Regions from separate parts of the Homo sapiens genome. Here region 2 is linked to region 1. Evidence: chromatin loops called from intact Hi-C (ENCODE). Cell type or tissue: MCF 10A. All regions are shown on one strand. Links, peaks and the distances in the headings refer to the core of each region. The heading gives the core; the rest is flanking DNA. Region 1 overlaps FAM124A (family with sequence similarity 124 member A). Region 2 has its middle 14 kb from the start of C13orf42.

Region 1 (7,921 bases), core at 2,605-5,104:
AATATAGTCTCCTAATTCAGGATAAGGAGTAAGCAAACTTTCTGAAAAGGGCTAGATAATAAGTATTTTAGGCTTTGCCAGTCATATGGTCTCTTGCAGCTACTCAACTCTGCCACTGTAGTATGAAAGCAGCCATGAGTAATATGTTAATGAATGGGAATGGCTGAGTTCCAATAAAGCTTTATTTTTTTTTTATTTGAGACGGGGTCTTGCTCTGTTGCCCAGGCTGGAGTGCAATGGCGCAATCTCAGCTCACTGCAAGCTCTGCCTCCTGGGTTCAAGCCATTCTCCTGCCTCAGCCTCCCAAGTAGCTGCGACTACAGGTGCGCACCACAATGCCTGGCTAATTTTTTGTATTTTTAGTAGAGACAGAGTTTCACCATGTTGGCCAGGTTGGTCTCAAACTCCTGACTTCGTGATCCACCCACCTTGGCCTCCCAAAGCACTGGGATTACAGGCATGAGCCACCATTCCCAGCCAATAAAACTTTATTTACAAGAACAGCTGGTGGGCCAGATTTGGCCCAAGGGTCATAGTTTATTATCCCTTGAGCTAGGCTGCTGCCTGAGGTTGATTCAACATCCCAGCTCCAGTCAACAACAAAAATTCTAAGTCTCCCGCCTAATGCTGCTGTGGTGTGTCATGCCAAAAAAGTGGGCTACTCAGGTTAGACCAATGACTTCAGAACCACAGGGCTCAGAACAGGAAGGAGCTTCTTTCTGCAGAGCTGATTCCTGGAAAGCCACCAGCACTCCACCTTCTGCCCAGAAATGTGATTCAGTCAATAGCTGATGAGGAAAAGCAACCTGCAAACATTAGGAAGAAGGAGAAAAATAATTCAGAGGTGATGATACCACCTCCAATGAACAGGGAAGCAAGTTCATCAGTAACAAAAGTCAGTGAGGCAAAAAAAAAAAAAAAAAAAAAAAAAAAAGGCTAATGGCCGAGGGCTGGCTCCTTCTTTCTCCCTAATCAGTGTCCTTATTTCAGTGTGCTCACATGCTCGCCTAGGACTGCTTTAGAGTACAACTCTGGACCCGCCCTCATCACAGTCCAATCTACCAAACTGAGTGACCCTAAAGGACATCATAGACAACATTTGAAAGCAAGAAATGCAAAATGTTCCCATAGCATCAGGTGAGCAGGGAGAGGATGCCCACTGTAGACCACATGGAAATGGCAGTCCCTCCACGGAGAGGGAATCACAGGAACACATTTACCAAAGCCTTCCCTTCCATTCCTGGCCATTCCAGTAGCATCTTCCTCATCCAGAAGGGCTTCCAATACTCTCTGGAGGATCCTGACTCGTTTGGAGTATTATCCTTGTAAAAGATGCTGGCACATTGTAGGTGCTCAATAAATGTGTTCAATTGAAAAATATTGAGGTTGTCTCATAAATTATATCTATGTATTAGGCTCTGTAGTGTAAGAAGTCTAGATTGTAGCCCTGGTTTTTTGTCGCTTAATGGAACCGTGTCTCTTGTTTCCTTGGCCTTACGCTTCCTCCAGCATTGCCAGGGAGGGGATGTGTTGGTAAGTGCTCTGGTTGAGTTACATCCCATCCCTCATTTGCCTCTTTTCCAAGTAAGATCCCCTCAACCCCAAATTACTGCTCACGGTCCCACTTTGGCCTACACTAAACACCACCTAGTGTCTGCTTTAAAGAGCAAATCTTTCTCTGTCTGTCCCCAACTCACCTGGCAAGTCCTACAGAAATCATCTTGGGTCACCTCAACTGGTTAAAAGGAGCATAAGAGGAACTGGTGGAAGCAGTGGGTGAGCCACTGCAGAGACTTTTGTGACATGGGAGGGTTGATGTGTGCTTGAATAAATTGGGTTTTAGTAGTGGCTGCTCCTTGAGCCTCCGGGTCTGAGGGCAGGGGAACAGTCACAGCAGAGTGAACTGGACTGTACCACCCAGTGCGTTCCCAGGTGAGACTACATGTTTACTTTACTTAGAATGAGCTCCCGGCCACAAATAAATCAGGAGAAACGGAGGTATCTTCCTACCTCCCTATTTTCCTTTTTTTTTTTTTTTTTTTTTTTTGAGACAGGAAGGATATCACTGTCACCCAGGCTTAGTGCGGTGGCACAATCATGGCTTACTGCAGCCTCAACCTCCCAGGCTCAAGTGATCCACCCACCTCAGCTTTCTGAGTAGCTGGGACTACACATGCACCACTATGCCCCACTAATTTTTTATTTTTTGTAGAGACAGTCTTGCTATGTTGCCCAGGCTGGTCTCAAACTCCTGGACTCTAACCCTCCTCCCACTGCAGCCTCCCAAAGTGCTGGGATTACAGGCATGAGACAGAGCGCCCGGCCTATCTTTCTACTTTCTGTAGATGAATTAGTGCTCCAAACTGTCAGCCAAGAGGCATCTGAATAGATTCATTGAATTCCTGTAAGATTTTTAAGGGCAATAAAACCAACTGTGGACAGCTTCTCCCTCCTCATACCCTCAGACCGGTATCAGTGACCAGTTCTGACCAGTGATCCCTGGGTATGAATTTCAGGAGAGAAGTAGGAATAGCTGAATAGTCACCCTCTCCTTCTCCGCCCCAGGCCACATGGCTCCATGTGCTCATCATTTGTAGGGTTCTGCTTCTCTTGCATTCCTGAGAAATACAATTGATCAGATACTACAGAGGCTTCAGAAAATAGCATGAGAAGCTGACATGAATAAATTGCGTTCTCAAGGGAAACACCTTTTGACACACTATTATTATAACAAATGGAACCACAAAGGGTCAGGAACCTGAATTTAAAGATTATATATAAGTACATTCTTCCACCTTTTACTGAAGGCTTTTTCTAGTCTTGGGCACAGAGGTCTATTTACAAAGTGGCTTTAAAAGATCTGATTTCCCTGAGTGAATAATGGAGGCAAACATGAATGGTAATGTCGGCAGGCTTGGGTCTTTTTAACAATTTCCATCTTAGAGGGCTGAGGACCCGTGTCCAGTGATGTGCCCACTATAAGGAACAACACACTCATTTCAGACTGAAGTCACTAGAATACACGGTGAAGGCAAAAAGACCCCTTCTGGGTCCCACTGACAACCTCCATGAACTCTGTGATGAGGGTGTCGCCTCCTGTTATCTGGGATGGTGGCATAGAAAAATGGAGCTGTAGGCCAGGTACGGTAGCTCACACCTGTAATCCCAACAGTTTGGGAGGCCGAGGTGGGTGAATCACTTGAGGTCAGGAGTTTGAGCTCAGCCTGGCTAACATGGTGAAACCCCTTCTCTACTAAAAATACAGAAATTAGCTGGGCATGGTGGCACACACCTGTAATCCTAGCTACTTGAGAGGCTGAGGCAGGAGAATTGCTTGAACCTGGGAGGCAGAGGTTGCAGTGAGCTGAGATCACACCACTGCACTCCAGCCTGGGTGACAAAGCAAGACTCCATCTCAAAAAAAAAAAAAAAAAGAAAGAAAAATGGAGCTGCTTCACCATGCCCCACTGCCCTGTTCTGGCTGGGAGTGGTCCATTTGAGACATTTGAAATATTGATCTTATCAATTGAGCACCTGAAAGAGGCTGCCTGACTCCCTTAGATCAGCCTTGCTCAGTCCCTAAAGCTAAACCCAGAGCATTTTGGATTGGAGTCACTCTGAATGTGTGTGGCACAGCCCAAGAACCGGCCGGCTAGCTAAACAGAAACGCTTTCAAGCCAAATCGCATCCCTGAAGGTGGCTGTGGGGAAGCTTTGGTGCCACCTGGTGGCCGCTGTGCCCGGGAGGGTCACTGAGTGCCCTTTTCATTGAAGAAGCCTCCACCTGGATGAACTTCACTTTATTATCCTGCATTTAATTTTTTAAGCTGTTTATGTCTACAAAGGATTGAGGCAATTTAATTTCCAAATGAAACAACACAATGCAAATAGTAAAGCAGGCCCCCAAAAAGGAGTCTACAACTATGTCCACCGTAAAGAAAAATGTAACTGCTACAGCAGTTTCCTGGAATTTCCTGGAAGCCAGAGCGAAAAGGGAAAGAGATGAGTAGCTGTCTAGTTCTCATTTACGATTAAAGAATCTAGGCCAGGTGCGGTGTCTCACGCTTGTAATCCCAGCACTTTGGGAGGCTGAGGCGGGTGGATCACGAGGTCAGGAGATAGAGACCACCCTGGCAACACAGTGAAACCCCGTCTCTACTAAAAATACAAAAAATTAGCCGGGCGTGATGGCGGGAGCCTGTCGTCCCAGCTACTCGGGAGGCTGAGGCAGGAGAATGGCTTGAACCCGGGAGACGGAGCTTGCAGTGAGTGAGCCGAGATCGTGCCACTGCACTCCAGCCTGAGCAACCGAGCGAGACTCCGTCTCAAAAAAAAAAAAAAAAAAAAAAGGAATCTAGAAACACTGTCTTCTTTCATTGTAATTTAAGTTTCCTCAACACAGTTCCTCAGAAAAAAACAAGTTTTTCTTAGCACAGATTTCTAAAATCTCTTTCTCACCAGGGGATTTTCATTAGGGATTTTCTCTGTAGGGTTACTAATTTGGACCAAGTCTTGGGCTTTCTTGCTTGGGGGACAGAATCAGCAACAGCTGGAGGAGACAGCGCACCCACAGCTTGTGGGTGAGGCTCCCTAGACATCCTTCTCCGGCCGCACTGTGCAGCAAGGTGGAAATTTCTCTCAGCAGAAAGCCTAGAGGGCTGGGCTTCTCCAATGCTCTTGAGGCCGTATCTGTAGAGTTTAGAAACAGAAGGGCCGATAATAAGGTTGCTTCCCTTTCTGAAGCTAACCTTGCCCCTGTTCAACCAAGGCCAGAAGCGTCTACTACCTCCCCAGGTTTCCTCATCACATAAGATGTGTCAGATCCTAATGAGGTAAGAAGCAAGAGGAGACTAAAGAGTAGGCTGGATTGACTGCCGGGGGCGTAGCTCTTAGCAGTGGCCTGAAGACTGAAAATGCAGCCTGTCAGAACAGAGGAAACTGAGGTGCAGCGGGAGACTCCTCAACCTATTTCTACTCCAAGAGTTATGTTCCACTTCCTGCAAAATGAGCCTCCTGTGCCCGATATGAGCTAAATCACCTCATGCCAGGGCCTCTGAAATTCTCCTTGGCCATAAAGCTCTGTGGCTGTCTGGGCCTGTGTTCATCACCCGAGCTGGTTCTGCACTCCTGCAGTGACCTCTTTGGTCATTTGGTCATTTCAGAGCTCACTGCCCCCTACCCCCACAATGGCTTCCCAGGAGTATTCCCTCTGGCCAGCTTTACCCTTGCTGGAAATGGTGAACTGGCTGCAGCTGTGGAGGTGAGCGCCTGGGAATCTGGCAGCAGGCTCAGGACTGTGACCTGACCACCTGTGGCCCACCCAGGGAATTCTGCATGGTCACATTCTGTTCACCTTTGCTCCAAATTCAGTACACACTGGAGCTTTCCATTTGGAGGACACTGGCTTTCCTTTCCCATCCTGCATGGGCCTGGCCTCTCTTGCACATTCAGCCACACTTTCCTGGGTGCTAGACCTGAATTTTCAGCTTCCTGCAATATACCCATGACTTGGGGTTTTCCTGTGCCACCAAATCCACGCCAAACCACCACACACACCCCTACACCAATAAGGAGCATCTCCATCTCCTCCATCTCCTCCTCCTCCTCCATCTCCTCCTCCTCCTCCATCTCCTCCTCCATCTCTCCTCCTTCTCCTCCTCCTCCATCTCCTCCTCCTCCATCTCCTCCTCCTCCTCCTCCATCTCCTCCTCCTCCTCCTCCTCCATCTCCTCCTCCTCCTCCTCCTCCATCTCCTCCTCCTCCTCCTCCATCTCCTCCTCCTCCTCCTCCATCTCCTCCTCCTCCTGCTCCCCCCCCCACCTCGCCTTCTCTCTCATCATTCACATTCGAAAATGAAGAGTGAAGCACCAAGATAGCCCAATGGAGAGAAGCAGGGCTTTGGGGTCACACGTATCGGACTTTGAATCCCACCCAGACTTGCTAGCTGTGTGACCCTAATCAAGCTATTCCATTTCTCACTCTTGGGTTCCTCATTTGCAAAGTGGGAGGAGTAGGGTGCAGTAAGTGAGGTACATGCCTCAGGGGCAAAACTTAAGAGGGTTCCCAAAACCTCATTCATTAAGATTAATATTACTTTTGAACTCCTAGAAGTAAAAAGTAAAACAGAGGATACTAGAGGCTGGGAAGGTTAGGGGGAAAGGAGGGAAGGGGAGAGATTTGTTAGAGGACACGAAATTATAGCTAGACAGGAGGAATAAGTTCTAGTGTCCTGTATCACTGCAGGATGACTCTAGGTAACAATATTATGTAGTTTTAAATCACTAGGAGGGGGATATTGAATGTTTCCCACACAAAGAAATGATAAATGTTTGAGATGACGGATATGTTAATTACTCTGATCACTATAGATTATAGGGATCCAAACATTACTACGTACCCTATGATATGTACAATTATTTGTCAATTTAAAAATAAACTAAAAAAAGAGATTATTAATAATAACATTTTAAGGAATGAAGCCTTCTTCATAGGGTCATTCTGAAGAATAAATGAGATCCAGAGGCAAAGTCTGGCACAATGAGCTGTCATTTCCAACTTTCATATTAGCAAAGGTTTTGAAGATAATGCTCCATGATGTTTATTCATGGTTTTTAGCATGGGAAAGAACTGTAGCCATAGATATATCAGTAGCCTTAAAAATGCTTATGTCAGGTAGGGTGTGGTGGCTCACGCCTGTCATCCCAGCATTTTGGGAGGCTGAGGCAAGCCAATCGCTTGAGCCCAGGAGTTTGAGACCAGCCTGGGCAACATGGTGAGACTTCATCTCTACTAAAAATTAAAAAAAAAAAAAATTAGCCAGATGTGGTGGTGCATGCCTGTGGTCCCAGCTACTTGGGAGGCTGAGGTGAGAGGATCACCTGAGCCCCAGGAGGTCCAGGCTACAGTGAGCCTTGATCATGCCACTGCACTCTGGTCTGGGCAACAGAGTAAAACACTATCTTAAAAAAAAATGCTTATGTCTGATAATTTAGTTTCTGGGAGACTATCCCAAGGAAATTATCCAAAGCAGAGGTAAATACTTATACACTTGTTTGTCGCAGTACAATTTATAATAGCAAGCCATTGGGGAACAACCTGAATGTGCAGTACATTCATAAGAAAGAAAAGTAAATGAGGTGCCCAGGAAATGGAATATTATACAACCATGACAAATAATGCTTCAAAGCATGTTTAATAACAAAGGGAAAGCTTGACATAACTTTAAGCTTTAAAACATCAGGATAGAATGTTAAATATAATAAAATGCCCTTGACCATGTAAGATACTGTAGAAAAAATAGATTGTAAAAAAGTGTGTCAAAGGAGGATGGCTTTTGCTTCTGGGTGGTAGAAGCATGGATGGTATCTCTTCTTTTTCATTTTCCTTTTTGAACTTGACATCTTATATGATAAACATTTATTAATTTTATAATTAAAAGGTAAAGATAATAAAACTGGGCTGGGCACTGTGGCTCTTGTCTGTAATCCCAGCACTTAGGGAGGCTGAGGTGGGAGGAGTTTGAGACCAGCCTGGGCAACAGAGTGAGACCCATCTCTACAAAAAATATTTAAAAACTGGCCGGGCATGGCAATGCATCCTTGTAGTCCCAGCTACTTGAGAGACTGAGGTAGGAGGATCACTTGAGCCCAGGAGTTTGAAGCTGCAGTAAGCTATGATGGTACCACTACACTCCAGCCTGGGTGACAGAGTGAAACCCTGTCTAAAACAAAAATGAAAACCTGGAGAACCCTAGCCCCCTTTGAGTGTTCTGCACCTTCACATCACATCACATCTGTCCCCTCCATCTCATTTGTCCTCTCCAGGTTTTGTGTGTTGTGTGTTTCTGCTCCTTCCTTTCCCTCCCACCTTAGTTACACAGGTGGGATAAACTAGTGGTTAGAGCAAGGGTCTTCTAATCCTTA
Region 2 (7,921 bases), core at 2,612-5,111, 160 kb before region 1:
TCGGCCTCCCAAAGTGCTGGAATTACGGGCGTGAGCCACCGCAACTGGCCTCATAAATTTTCTACAGCTGAGAATTAGCTAAATAAATTACACTTGTATAATGGAACACAGCAGTTACTAAAAATGATGTCTTAGAGCAATAATTAATAATGTAAAAAGATATTCACAATGTAATAAGCGGAAAAAGTCCAATGTAAAACAGTATATACAATACATTCCCTTTTACGTGTCTGTATAATAAATATTTCATGTATTAAGTACACAAATGTGTTGTTTTGAAGTCATGTAGAAAAAGAATATTTAAATACACAAATATTTTTAGTATATTAAGAGAAAAAGGAAGGTTGAAAATATACAAATAGTAAATACGGTATAATGTAAATGCTGAAAATATATATTTACATATATAAAGAATATATATCAGAAATATATATGACCAGAATATATGATTAGAAAAGAAAGCATTGGGCTGGGCACAGTGGCTCACGCCTGTAATCCCAGCACTTTGGGAGGCCGAGGCAGGTGGATCACTTGAGGTCAGGAGTTTGAGACCACCCTGGCCAACATGGTGAAACCCTGTCTCTACCAAAAATACAAAAACTAGCCAGGTATCATGGTGCATGCCTGTAATCCCAGCTACTCAGGAGGCTGAAGCAGGAGAATTGCTTGAACTCAGGAGGCGGAGGTTGCAGTAAACCAAGATTGCGCCACTGCACTCCAGCCTGGGCGACAGAGCAAGAACTGTTCCAAAAAGAAAAAAAAAAAAAAGAAAGAAAAAAAGGAAAAGAAAGAAAGAGAAAAGAAAGCACTTATAAGCTTAAAAAATTTTTTTAAACCGTCATCTTGTTATAAAGTGCTAGCTCAGCTGTTTTGTGCTTGAATTCCTGCCCACTACAAGTAGATTTGACTGATAGATCAAGCTAGAGCCTTATCAATTCCCCTGAAATAACCTGTGACCAGTCTTAAAATTGGATGGTAAATCCTCAGGGCCTTGTGGATCTCTATTCTGATTATTTCTTTTCTTCAGTTCTGTTCTTGTTTCTGATTATCATGTTAGAAACAATTTTTAAAACACCCACTGTTATTCTATCCTCACCAATCTTGTGGTGATCACTTCACCGTCATCTAAAGTCAAACCAAGAGGCGGGGGCAGTGCATGCTGAAAACAATGGGGGAGAAAGGAGATGTTCTGATAGCATTAGAAAGATGGATTGATACTTGTGGTCTGTTTTGCCCACTGCTGTATCTCCCTAGCTAATCCGTTTTCTTTGATCTTATCCAGAGAGCAAGCTAAGCCAAAACCACACGTGGTGAATGATTAACCAACGTACAAGGCAATCTGAAAAAAGTTCCTCCCCTCCCCCAGGGACCCTAGCACTGCTCATGGTTCTCACTCTTGTTACAGGTCGGTCAGGATGGGCTACTTTTGCTGTGACAACAAATAACTCCAAACTCTTATTGGCTTATTACACAGATTTCTTTCTCAATCATATTGCATATCTATTGCAGATCAGCTGGGGGCTCTGCTTAGCCTCTTGGGACTAAGGCTGACCCAAGCTTCATCTCAACAGATTGATCATGGCAGGGGGAAGACAGCATGGTGAATCATGGATCATTCCTAAACCTTCCAAATGCAAATTACACACATCACTTCTGCTCACACTTTGTGGACCAAAGCAAGTCATATGGTCTCTTCAAATTTCAAAGCAGGTGGGGAAATACAATCTTAGCATGTGCCTGGAGGAGAGCCAGAATATTTGTGAACAGCCCTAAAAATGCCTGTGCATCATCACGGTTTGTGTATTCAAACCATTTCTCCCTTTTAGTTCAATGTCAGCTCACATGGGGCAGGAATAAATTCTTCTACATAGTTCAATCTGCCTCTATCACCTAACCCAATTCCTGACACACCTCAAGTACTTACTATTTATTGAGCGCATGAATGAATAATTTGTCCCACATAATGGAAACCACCTTTGCAAAACTATAACTGAGAAAATTATGACAGTGAAAGATATCAGACTTAACTGAGCCCATCTTGCTTCTAACCTCTAAACAGTCCTTGTTCATCCCTGGGCGTAGTCTGAACTAGCCTTCGGAAGGAATTTAGTTTATAGTTTAAAGCTAAACTGTCCCCGTAAAACAAATGAAAAGCTACCAGCCACCAAGTTAGAATAAGAGGGGCTGGAATTCTAAATATTACCAGCCATTATTCCGGAGGTTATAAGATTTGCAACTTCCCCACTTACTCTTGAAGGTAACATCACTATTGTGAACCTAGGATCCACCTTTTGAGATGTCTTTTCCAGTTTTTGCATTTCTAACAACTGAATAACCCCACCTGAACCTGCCAACCAGTTCTGTGGCCCCACCCAGGAACTGACTCAGTATAAGAGAACAGCTTCGACTCCCTACAATTTCATCCCCGGGCCAACCAATCAGCACTCCAGATTCACTGGCCGACCCACCAAATTATCCTTAAAAACCCTGATCCCCAAGTTTCCGGGGAGACTGATTTGAGTAATAATAAAACTCAGGTCTCCTGCACAGCCAGCTCTGTGTGAATTACTATCTCTCTATTGCAATTCCCCTGTCTTGATAAATCGGCTGTCTAGGCTGCGGACAAGGTGAATCCACTGGGCGGTTACATAATGAGGAGGTAAATGTAGGAATTTAGGTGCTTTCAGGTTGTGCTACGTTGTTAGTTGTCAGCTTTTCATCACTTTCATCTGCTTCTCACTGAATCTTCCTTTCCTGGAATCTCCTGCCTTTTACAGGTTGAGCTCAATTTTCCAATGAGAGAAATTTGCCTAAGCTTTGGAAGACAGTGAAGAGAGGCAATCCTCCTCAGGTCATGGGGGCCACAGCAGACACAAGGTTCACAGTGGCATCTAGGCTTCTTATCAAGCACCAGGTTTGGTAGGAGGTTTTCCAGAGTTTCTTGAAAATTTTCGCAGCAGTTTCCTGGCAAATGTTAGAGAACCACCCACTTAGGTATTCGGTCTGACCTTCCAGCTGCTTCCATGACCTTCCAGCTGGTTTCACTCCCCCAGCTCTTGTTCCTTCATACAAACCCTAATTCTTAAATTAAACCTCGTTGTCCCCATAACACACAGAGTGGCTTTAATGCAGGGTCTTCCTTTATTTTTTCTGAGGGTTAAATGAATTTTTTTTTCCTTTTGGTCACACATCAAAGAAACTTGTTACATTTACTCTGTAAGCAAGCCCTCTATGTAAGGTTTACTAGTGTTTTTCTTCTCAAGTCTTAGCTGGAAAAAGGGCCTAAAGATCGTTTCAGAGCTCTAAAGGTACAGTACCTGCTAGCAGCCTGCCTTGCCTCTCCATTCATTAACAGCCTCTCTGCTGGGCGAAGGTGCCAGTCTTATCTGTGACAAGTAAATTAGGAACAGGTATAGCTATAGGTCATAAATCTTTCAAGGTTTGCAGGAAGATTGGCAAACGTGTCTATCCTGACCTATAATTGCATTATCTTCCCACTAAATTCTCAGCTCCCTAGTTTGCCCCTTTCAGCAAAGCATGTTATTTTCTTCTTCTTGGAAGGAACTTGAGTGAAACTGCTACTTCACATCAAATATTGGTGCCTGGTTCAGTTGAGGATTTTAGGGCATAGATTATGCTTGTCGAGAATGTATATTTTATCCCTACACTTTTAAACTCCCTTTGAGTGGAAAATGGCTGGCCCTTTCAATGCTGTAACTCAAAAAGCTGATGGAGAGAAGCCACACACCTCTCTAACAGTGCTGGGTGGATTAATCAATTGCTGAAAGTGAATATTAAAAAAATTCAAGACTCAGCATGATTCTCAGTGCTTGTGAAGAATCACTCAGGTCACTGTGGATGCCAGCACCAAGCTCCACCCCCCAGTGTCTACGAATCAACATCTACAGCACCTAGGCTTATCCTTTTAATCAATCAGCAAATATTTGCTGGGAGCTACTCTGTGCTCATCACTGCCCTGGGCTCTGTGAGGGTTTTCCTTGGACTGTTCCTTCTCTGTCTCCTTCACAGTTTTCTCTTCATCTATCAGGTCATTAAATAAATGCAATGACAACAGCTAACTGAGCTCTTAATATGGTGACTGTTTTCTCTCATTTGGCTGACCATGCGAGTCTTCTCAAATGCACCAGGGGGCAGCACGTCTGCAGGATCAGCCCTGGTCCTGCTCCGTGTGAATAGCAAAGCAAGGACAATCCACGCCATTACAATAACAGGTGCACCAAGATGGAGAGGAAGCCTGTCAGAATTAGTGAATGTATGCAAATTTCATGTGCCTGTGTGCCTACGTGTGTGGCCGGGTGGATGTATATTCACATCTTAAAAGTTGTGGCAAAGGCATTGCCACTATTTTGTTTAACATGCATTGAGCACCTACCATATGCCAAAACTGGTGCCACTTGCCTTAGTTTTTGTCTTTAATATGAAATTATTTATAATTAGCATTTTATATGAACAGCAGTGCCAATGAAATGCATTGAGGTGTATTTGTTTTGACACTGAAGTAAAATAAGCATTTCCCTCTAATCTGTTGACTGCCATTTAAATGGCTTATAAAGCACCTATTCTATTAAGAATAACATTTAAAATTAGTTACATTCAGGCAAAACTCTATCTTTAATGAGCTGGGGATGAGACAGAGACGCAGGAGGGCATATTAAAATTATTTCCTTGAAGTTAAAACATTCCAGAATTTACCTACAAATTTAAAAAGCATTACCTTCAGCTCCATTTGTTAAATTGTCCACATGCATCCAGGGTTCTGTGATGCTTTATTTGCAAACAGGATGTATTCACAAATGGAAGGTGCTAGGCAAAAAGGAAGCCCCTCACCAGGTCCAAAATAACTTCTGAGAGTGCTGCCTGCGTTGTCCTGGGCTGGGAAGTGGCTACCCAAGGACTGAGGGCCAGGGACGATGGGAGTGAATTACCAGGGGAGGTTCTTGCCCAAGACTGGGGGAGATGGTTGCCAGTTCTTTTTGATGGACCAAGGCCAATGCCACACCTGATTATTTCTGACAAATGAAGAATTCAATAGTGGTCAAGGGCCAGGTGTCTGAGGAATTTTAAAAGATGAGAGAAGGGCCTGGTGCAGTGGCTCACGCTTATAATCCCAGCACTCTGGGATGCCAAGGCAGGTGGATTCTTTGAGCCAAGGAGTTCAAGACTAGCCTGTGTAACATGATGAAACCCTTCTCTACAGAAAAGAAATACAAAAAGAGCTGGGCGTGGTGGCAGGCGCCTATAGTCCCAGCTACTCAGGAAGCTCAGGCAGGAGGATTACTTGAGCCAGGGAGGACAAGGCTACAGTGAGCTGTGATCACACCACTGCACTCCAGCCTGGACCACAGAGCAAGACTGTGTCTTAAAAAAATAAAAATAAAAAAATACGAGACAAGGCGGAAGAAATGGAAAGGGCCACAGAGAAGTTGTAGCCACATCTTGAAGGAATAACAACCAAGAAGGAATAACAACCAGCCTCAGTCTAGGCAATTTACCGACTCACTCAATCCTGATGATAGCAACGAGGAGGTAGATATTAGTATGACCATTCCCATTTTTCAGAAGGGAAATGGATTCACAGAAAGATTGTGTAACTTGTCCATAGCCATACAGCTAGTAGGGAAGCTGGATTTGAGTTCAGGCAGGCAGCTCAGGGTCCCTTTTTATCCTCTCTACTACCCTGCTTCTCTGTGTGTGAACCACAAGGAAGACTGGCTTATTAGTCAGTGGAACCTGACTCTGAAAACTTTATGAAAATAATTATGAGGCAAACACTGCAAAGTGTTACCTTCCATGAAATCTAGGTGGTGGGGGTCTTGGGTGTCCAATATATTACTTCCTCAAATTTTGAAATATGTTAATAATTTAAACAATTTATATGCCTATAAGACAATATAGTATAAAATTTACATTTTTAAAAAACTATACGTATTGAAAACATTACATTAAGTGAAATGAGCCAGGCACAAAAGAACAAATGCTGTATTATTCCACTCATTCTAGGTACCTGTCAGAGGTGTATGAACCAGAGCAACTCCATCTTGAATAGGGGCTGGGTAAAATGAGGCTGAGACCTAATGGGCTGCATTCCCAGAGAGTTAGTCATTCTAAGTCACAGGATGAGATAGGAGGTCGGCACAAGATACAGGTCATAAAGACCTTGCTGATAAAACAGCTTGCAGGAAAGAAGCCAGCCAAAACCTACCAACACCAAGATGGCAACAAGAATCACCTCTGGTCGTCCTCACTGCTACACTCCCATCAGCACCATGAGAGTTTACAAATGCCATGGCAATGTCAGGAAGTTATGGTCTAAAAAGGGGAGGCATGAATAATCCACCCCTTGTTTAGCATATCATCAAGAAATAACCATAAAAATGGGCAACTAGCAGCCCTTGGGGCTGCTCTGCCTATGGAGTAGCCATTCTTCCTTTCTTTACTTTCTTAAGAAGCTTGCATTCACTTTACTCTATGACTTGCCCTGAATTCTCTCTTGTGCGAGATCCAAGAACCTTCTCTTGGGATCTGGATTGAGACTGCATTCCAGTAATATCTTTCTGTTGAACCATGCAAGGGATGACACTGAGGAGAACCCCAACCTCAAGGAAATAGACGGCAGCACTGATGGGCCAACTTTGGGTAAGTGGGGTGCATATACCTGGGTAAAGGATGGGATTGGGTTACAGGCCCAACTTAGGGGAGTTAAAGTCTCTCCTAAGACAGAATGGGCTAAAGGCCCCACTCAATAAAAGGCAAGGACGCTTGACTGAACTTGGGTTTGAGACTCAGCATAGGAAGGTTAGAGTCCTTCCTAAGATTTAGGGGGTTAGAGACCCCTCTCAGTAAAGTCCCTCTCGGCTAAGAACAGATTTGGCACTATGGGATGTTAACTGCTATTCTCTTTGGATTAATCTGCCTTGCACTCTTTGCTGATGTTGTGATTCACTCAGGATGGTGGAAGAAATATTAAAGGGAAATATTAGGGAAAGTTATAGGAAATAGTCACAAACCTTTTGGAAGGCCGAAAGGTTACATAGCTTGTAATAACTGAAGAGACTGAAGGCAGCCAGTTCTTACTTTGGAGCATTAGGTCATAGGGTAAATACTAGGGACAATAGAGGCTTCCCCAGTTAAGTCTGTTTACCCTACCTCCATTAACTAACCTTTGAGCTAGATGACCCTCTCAGGTGGATGTCGACCAGGCATACTGCCCCCTAATGGTATTTACTTTAGACTGGGGTACCTGAGCTTTAATCATGCCTAGAACTACTCTCTTAACCATGTTAATTATCCGCAAGTGTCTTTACTCAAAGCTTCTGTTGTTAATTGTATACCAAATAAATGCCTGGAGTGTGAGCTGCTCAGGGCCAGCCGCAGTGACAAACCTCTCTTGCTGTGCAGGCAGTCAGACACTCAGCTGGACTGGCAAAACAGAATATCTGTGTGTCAGTGTACGTTTTATTCATCTGTCATTTGGGTCAGGGTCTGCAGGCAGACCCCCGCAGCTAATGCCCTCAAGTATGAGGAGCAATACCTCATGCTGGCAGCTGCCGGTGACAGAATTAGGCATGTACAGGATCATGGGACTTAGGGGGCTTTTTCCTCCCTGAAAAAGGAAACTTGAGAGCTGATGGGATGGCTGGAAAAGATCCCTTCATGACCGACAAGGGACCGCCTGAAGATCCCTTCATGACTGACAAGGGATCACCTGAAATTTTGATTCAGTGTCGGCCACAATGGGCATGTCTTTCTCTGGCTTCCCTGAGTGCCTCGCCTTCCCCACCCTGCCACAGACAATGCTTTTCTCCCTTCCCTTTCCTTTCTTTCTCTGTGCAAACCAGTTGAACGCACGACAAAAATCATTGTTTATCTCCTCTATAAAGTTTTGGTTAATAGAAAAAAG

Evidence for each region. Hi-C counts contacts between places; a loop is a spot of excess contacts. Peaks named below come from ENCODE experiments on the same cell type or tissue, not always from the same donor. Only the 100,000 strongest peaks of a DNase experiment are listed, where the experiment ranks them.
Region 2: it touches region 1 in a loop (19-fold over the local background); 61 of 110 quality-filtered maps call a loop at or near these places.

What each region holds. Positions count from the first base shown.
Region 1 is chr13:51,282,862-51,290,782 of GRCh38, forward strand. It overlaps FAM124A (family with sequence similarity 124 member A), which reads left to right. Exons shown (of 4, transcript NM_001242312.2): 4 at 1-1,378. Among named protein-coding and RNA genes, the nearest start is that of SERPINE3, 53 kb to the right of the region's middle. In MCF 10A, for the core only: a CTCF peak has its summit at 3,752 (motif pointing left); a DNase peak (open chromatin) is centred at 3,700.
Region 2 is chr13:51,121,785-51,129,705 of GRCh38, forward strand. It overlaps a transcript of C13orf42 not described here. Among named protein-coding and RNA genes, the nearest start is that of C13orf42, 14 kb to the left of the region's middle. RefSeq lists a silencer at 4,054-4,103. In MCF 10A, for the core only: a CTCF peak has its summit at 4,164 (motif pointing right); a DNase peak (open chromatin) is centred at 4,147.